2 separate regions of the Homo sapiens genome follow, and region 2 is linked to region 1. A link is a loop called in an ENCODE intact Hi-C map of the cell type or tissue named here. Cell type or tissue: PC-3. All regions are shown on one strand. Links, peaks and the distances in the headings refer to the core of each region. The heading gives the core; the rest is flanking DNA.

Region 1 (2,939 bases), core at 249-2,748:
AGAATTCCTTACAGAACTTTGTATAAAACACTCCCTGTCCTGTTTTTTTTTTCTTTTTTTGCCTTTAAAATCTGGTTGTAACAAACGCCAAATGGAGCTTATATCCAAGGTTTCTTGGGCCTGAGTCTTCCAGGCAGCCATCCTTATTTTGGCTCAAGTAAACTCTTTAAATCACTTTTTGTATTTCAGCCTCTTCCTTTTAGGTCAACCTATTTCTGGGATGCACAGTTTGACTTTTTAGTTTTTCCTCTTACATGAAACAAAAAGGATCGTGCTAGGGCAAAATTCCATACCCCAAATAGGATAATGTCTTAGAATCGTCATCTGGCAAATTCCGTACCCTTAGAGATTAGGCTTTTGTTAGGTAGAAGACTCTCGTAGGCTTTTAAACCTAATATGTAGTACTATGGACTTTAGTTAATAATGATGTACTCATAGTGCTTCATTTGCTATAACAAATGTTCTCATTAATGCAATATGTTAATTGGAGAAAACTGTAGGGGAAAAGAAAATATATGGGAACCCTCTATACTATCTGTTCAATATATTTGCAAACCTGAGACTATGCTTGAAAATATAGTCTATTAATTTAAAACACACACACACACACACACACACACACACACACACCCTTTATGGAATTCAGCAGAAGAGTATTTTAAAAGAAATATATGGCCTTAAATTTTTATTGTCAAAATAATGAAGGCTAAGCATTCATTATATAAGTATGTAACTTAAGAAATTAGAAAAAAACAGTAGAATAAATCCTTAAATAGGAAAAAGAACATAATAAACATAAGAGCAAAAAAAGTATGAAACAAACATGCAATATGCTCATTTTTTTAAAGATTAATGAAATACACAAAACTCTTAAGAAAATGACCAGTGAAAAGAAAAAGCACAAGTCAACAAAATTTTGAATTATACAGCATAAATGAAAAGAGAAGAGCAGGAATGAATCAAAAATTTCATCAAACTTGCTGAAAATTTAGAGGACCTGAGTCAATTTCTATGAAAAATATACCTTTCAGAAATTGACTCAAAAATCAAGAAAAAAACCCTTGATCTAAACCTAGTATAGAAATGCAAGCCACTAAAAAATTCTTTGCCCATGCCACCCTCCGTAGCCCAGCAGTAAATGTGACGATATGTACACAAACATCAGTTTTAAATAATTATGCAGGTAATAATACTTATGCAGGCATGATCCAAAATTGACAAATTGAACCTCATAAAAATAAAAAAATTTTGCCATGTTGAGAACTCTGTTAAGAGAATGAAAAGATAAGCTATGGACTGTGAGAAAATATTTGCAAAGCACGTATCTGACTAAGAGTTTGAATCAACAGTATATAAATGACTCATAAACCGTATCAATAAGAAATTCAAATATGAAATGGACAGAAAACATGAGCAGTTATTTCACAAAGAGGAAATACAGAGGAAATACAGTGCATGAAAAATATTCAACCCTATTGATCACTAGGGAAATACAAATTTAAACTATAATAATATATTAATATGTTACACACATATCAGAATAAATAAATTAAAAATACAGTACAAACACAAAATACTTTCAAGGATGTGGAAAAAAATAGATTGCTTTTACATTGCTGGTATAAATGTAAAATGAGAGAGTCTGGAAATTAATTTGGCATTTTATTTAAAAACTAAAAATGTACTGTGTCTACATCATAGAAATTCACTCTCAGGCATTTATCCTAGAGAATTTATCCTACAGTTTTTTGGCTTTACATGTAATAGTCAAAAAACTGTAACCCAAATATTCTTCAAGGGTGAATAGTTAAACTGAAGCATATCTATACCATGGAATGATACTCTGTAAGAAACAAAGTCTTATTACACACACAACTTGGAAGGATCTTTAGGGAGTTACGTTAAGTGAGAAAAGCCAATCAAAAAAGTTTACATAATGTATAATCCAATGTATCTGTGATTGTTAAAATAATGTTATTATATGGCTAGAAAACAAATTAGTAGCTTACAGAGGAAAAGGTTTTTGGGGGAGAGTTATAGTTGGCTCTAAATGGTAGCATGCAGTAAAAAATCAGTTCTGCACCTTGATTGTAGTGGTAGTTACACAAAGCTACACATGTAATAAAATTGCATAGAGCTGCACACACATATGTCGTGTGCATATAAATGGTTGTGTAACTGGTAAAATTTTAAAAAAGTCATGGATTGTACTAAAATCAGTTCTTATGTTTTTGATATTGTAGTATAGTTATACACGATACTAACAATGGAGGAGAGATAGGCAGAGCTCGTGGGACCTCCACGGATGTACTTGTGTGAATGTGTCTGTCTATATCGATACTTACCTATATCATCTGGTTGGTCTATAATAATATCAAAATAGAAAGCTTAAAAATAATATATCTCTTATAACAAGAAAATGTGACAAATATATTTTGAAGTAATTAAAATGCACTAAATCTGGAGCTTCAGAATAATCTGGTAACATAATGTATGAAATTTTCATTTTAATTAAATCATAACTAATTTTCAAAAATATTTACAGATATAAAATGTATTTTTTATATTATATGAGACCATATAATATGTTGTACCACACCACCTTAACAAAATTACTATTTTGGAATGTGGTCATTCAGGTAATGATAGATAGGTGTTGAATGTTTGTAACATCATTTGTTACCAACAATTTTGTATGAAAATGATTTTTAACTAACACATTTGCTTTTCATTGATACTATTAAATTTTGCTTGCATCATCATTTTTTACTATCCTTCCAATGATTTCTCCACTATTTAATATTTATTAAATCATTTCAAGCAATTATTTCTTAGTTGACAGTTCTTGAAATTCATTTTTAAATTTCCTCTAAGGCATTGTTCATATTGCCACATGTAGAAAGTTATGGTAAATGTGCCTATACAAGTTAAGTATATTT
Region 2 (2,939 bases), core at 306-2,805, 64 kb before region 1:
AACAAAAAATATATGTATGCTTATTGTTTTTCTCCAGAAGTTTTATTTGATTTGTTTTTATATCTTGCTTCTTTCTTTGATAGAAAAACATAAATATCAAGTTCTGTTTTGATATAAAAACCTAACTATCAAAACACAACTTGATATTTATGTTTTTCTTTAAATCTTTGAGCTTATTTATAGGTCTTTAAAACTCCCTCTCTCTTATACTATTATCTTTATTTTTACTATTTCTATTCGCAGATTTTTTTTTCTTCTGGTTATGTGTCATAATTTCCTGATTCTTTATATGTCTCACTGTGTTTGATTACATTGATATTGGTAATTTGATGATAAATTTGATGGTAATTTGATTGGTAAATTCAATGCTTTTGAGAGTCCAGATTTTGTTATTTACCTTTAAAAAATGTTGAACTTTGTTTGGACAGTAGTTAAGTAACTTACAAATCAGTTCAATCACTTCCATGCTGGTTTTTAAGATTTGTTAGGACATGTCTGTACTATTTTTTATCATAGGGCTACTTGAGTCTTAACTACTGAAGTTAACTCTTCTATGCTTCCTACAACATGTTTGATGTATTCATTGAAATAACTGCATTCTTCTAGATAAAACTTTAACGTCTTCCAGCCCTGTTTACACTTTTGTAATGGTTCAAGTTAAATCATCCTGATAATTATTTGCCAAGCATCAGGAAATACCATTCTATTCATGTGGGTCTTAGTACTTAGAAACAGGCTCAAAGGAACCCCTATGCTGATATCTGGAACTCACTCTCTCTGTGCAGTTCCTTGCTCTATGGTATTTTGTCCCACAAAATCAAACTGTCCCCATCTCTCCAGACCTGATCTCTTTTTTCTCATCTCAATGGGATCTTCCAGCTCTGCTTGTGGCCTACCTTGCTGTGTCACAGTCTGTGGTATGGGTTGAGGTGAAAAGCTGGTAGATTTTAGAGCTCATCTCATTTGTTTTACCTTCTGTTATATATCACAGTCATGCACAGATAGTTGTTCAATGTCTGAAAGGCACTCTTTTACATATATTTTTTAATCTTCTGGTTGTTTCCACTGGGCGGGCAAGTTCAGATTCAGTTACTCTAACATGGCAAGTAGTGGAGATCTCTGTATTCTAACCAGTGATTTTTATTTCAGGTCCTTTCCAGAAGGATTTGGATTAACCATAAATTGTGTCATAATTACCTAATTTTTTAATGTTTCCATATTCCAAAGTCAATGTGAATTTTATAAGCAATATGCTTACATTTTTTCTTAAACCTTGATGAGGAATTTCATTTCTTGGCTCAAAAATTGTTAGTAAGTATTTATAAATTTGACACTCAAAACAATTGAAAATGAAAAAAATGCAAATATATGGTCTTTTATGCCTTGTTTTCAGCAAGAAGCTCAACCTTGGGGAATATCTTTAAAAGAGGGGGAAGAATAAACCTTTTGGCAATGTTATGCAAATATATGACCACTTAATGAAATTTTAAATTCATTTTTTAAAATGTGGTTTTTGCCAAAGGTAGGTTAATTCTTCCCTAACCTTCTTCTTCCTCTTTTGGTAAAAAGTAGTTTAAACATGGCATTCCTATCCCACTGTTCCATATAAATAAGTTTCTTTTGAGGCCCATATTAGCTCTGTATGAGCATCACATACTTATTTTTTTAGTCACTCAATGCTTTGTTGGTTGATCTGGGTCCCAGTTTTCTTCATGACCTATAAAATTGTCTTTTCCAACTTCTTGGCAGCAGCCTCTTACAGCCTTGATGATGTTTCATGTGGCCTGCCCCTTTTCTTGGCTAAGCTCAGATCATATGTCCATCATCGGAAGTGTACACAATGTGGTCTAACCACGAAAGAGACTTCCAAGACAAAATCATAAATAGAGATGCTTTACTTTAGAAAGCCAAAATATCTGTACCATCTGTGAATACAGAATTTGCCAAAGAAAAATAAGTGGGAAATATATGGTTTTCCTTTTGAACTTCCATATTAAAATGGGTTCAGTGTTGAGGTTATTTAGCCATAAAATATATTTTTAAAAATAGTGTTAATTATTGTTATGCTGGCTCTCCATACACTATTTTCTTCTGTCATCATAACACAAACAATTCTGTGGTTTCATTTTTTCTTACAATATCAAAAAATTCTTAAAGCATCTTCTGAGCAAAGAACAGAAATAATAATAGTTGTTAGTGTGATGGTCATTTACTGTGGTATGTCATTTATATATTGCTTTATTTTATGGTAGGAATGTTAGGGAGTTGATAATATAATTATGTAATTACTAGCACAAACCATTAGTGCCAAAGATGAACTATAAAAAATTAATTAGCCTTTTAAAAAAATATGGCTTACAGTATTACACACTGGTTGGATGAAGTCAAGAAGTGCTTGAAGTAATCTGAAACAGTGACAGGGAGGGCTAGCAGAAGGAATATTTCTACCTAGAAATTCTACCATAGCTATTCAGATCTGACTAATGGCACATGATTAGGTAGCTTGGAAAATCTTGATCTTTTTAGCTGTCAGGTATTTTAAATATTTTTAAAGTTAAAAATATTTTTAATTAAAATAAACAGGTGAAATGGCCAAAACATTTAAAAATGTGTAGAATAATCTTCAATTCCTTGTCATAAAGAAAAATGTAAATAAGCTGCTGCTTAGAAAATAAAATCTCTCCTGGTGGTTTTTGACTTATAAATTAAATTTTGGTTGGTGTACTATATCTCATTTAAAATTTAGTTTAATTGTTTCATTAGATAAAAATTTAGACAATATAAAATGACATGAAAAATAATTATTTCTCTAGTCATTACTGCTAGCTGCTATAACAAACAATCTTTAGATTATAATGCGGAACATAATAAATGCTATTTCTTTCTGTATCATAGTCTAACATAGGACATGTAGCTTTTCTGCCTGGCCTTTCTCCAAG

Evidence for each region. Peaks named below come from ENCODE experiments on the same cell type or tissue, not always from the same donor. Only the 100,000 strongest peaks of a DNase experiment are listed, where the experiment ranks them.
Region 2: it touches region 1 in a loop (5-fold over the local background); 2 of 110 quality-filtered maps call a loop at or near these places.

The regions. Positions count from the first base shown.
Region 1 is chr20:7,609,264-7,612,202 of GRCh38, reverse strand. No RefSeq gene overlaps it. Among named protein-coding and RNA genes, the nearest start is that of MIR8062, 240 kb to the right of the region's middle. In PC-3, for the core only: no CTCF peak of the experiment used is centred there; no DNase peak of the experiment used is centred there; H3K4me3 peaks cover 287 bases; H3K27ac peaks cover 442 bases.
Region 2 is chr20:7,672,863-7,675,801 of GRCh38, reverse strand. No RefSeq gene overlaps it. Among named protein-coding and RNA genes, the nearest start is that of HAO1, 270 kb to the left of the region's middle. In PC-3, for the core only: no CTCF peak of the experiment used is centred there; a DNase peak (open chromatin) is centred at 1,771; H3K27ac peaks cover 327 bases.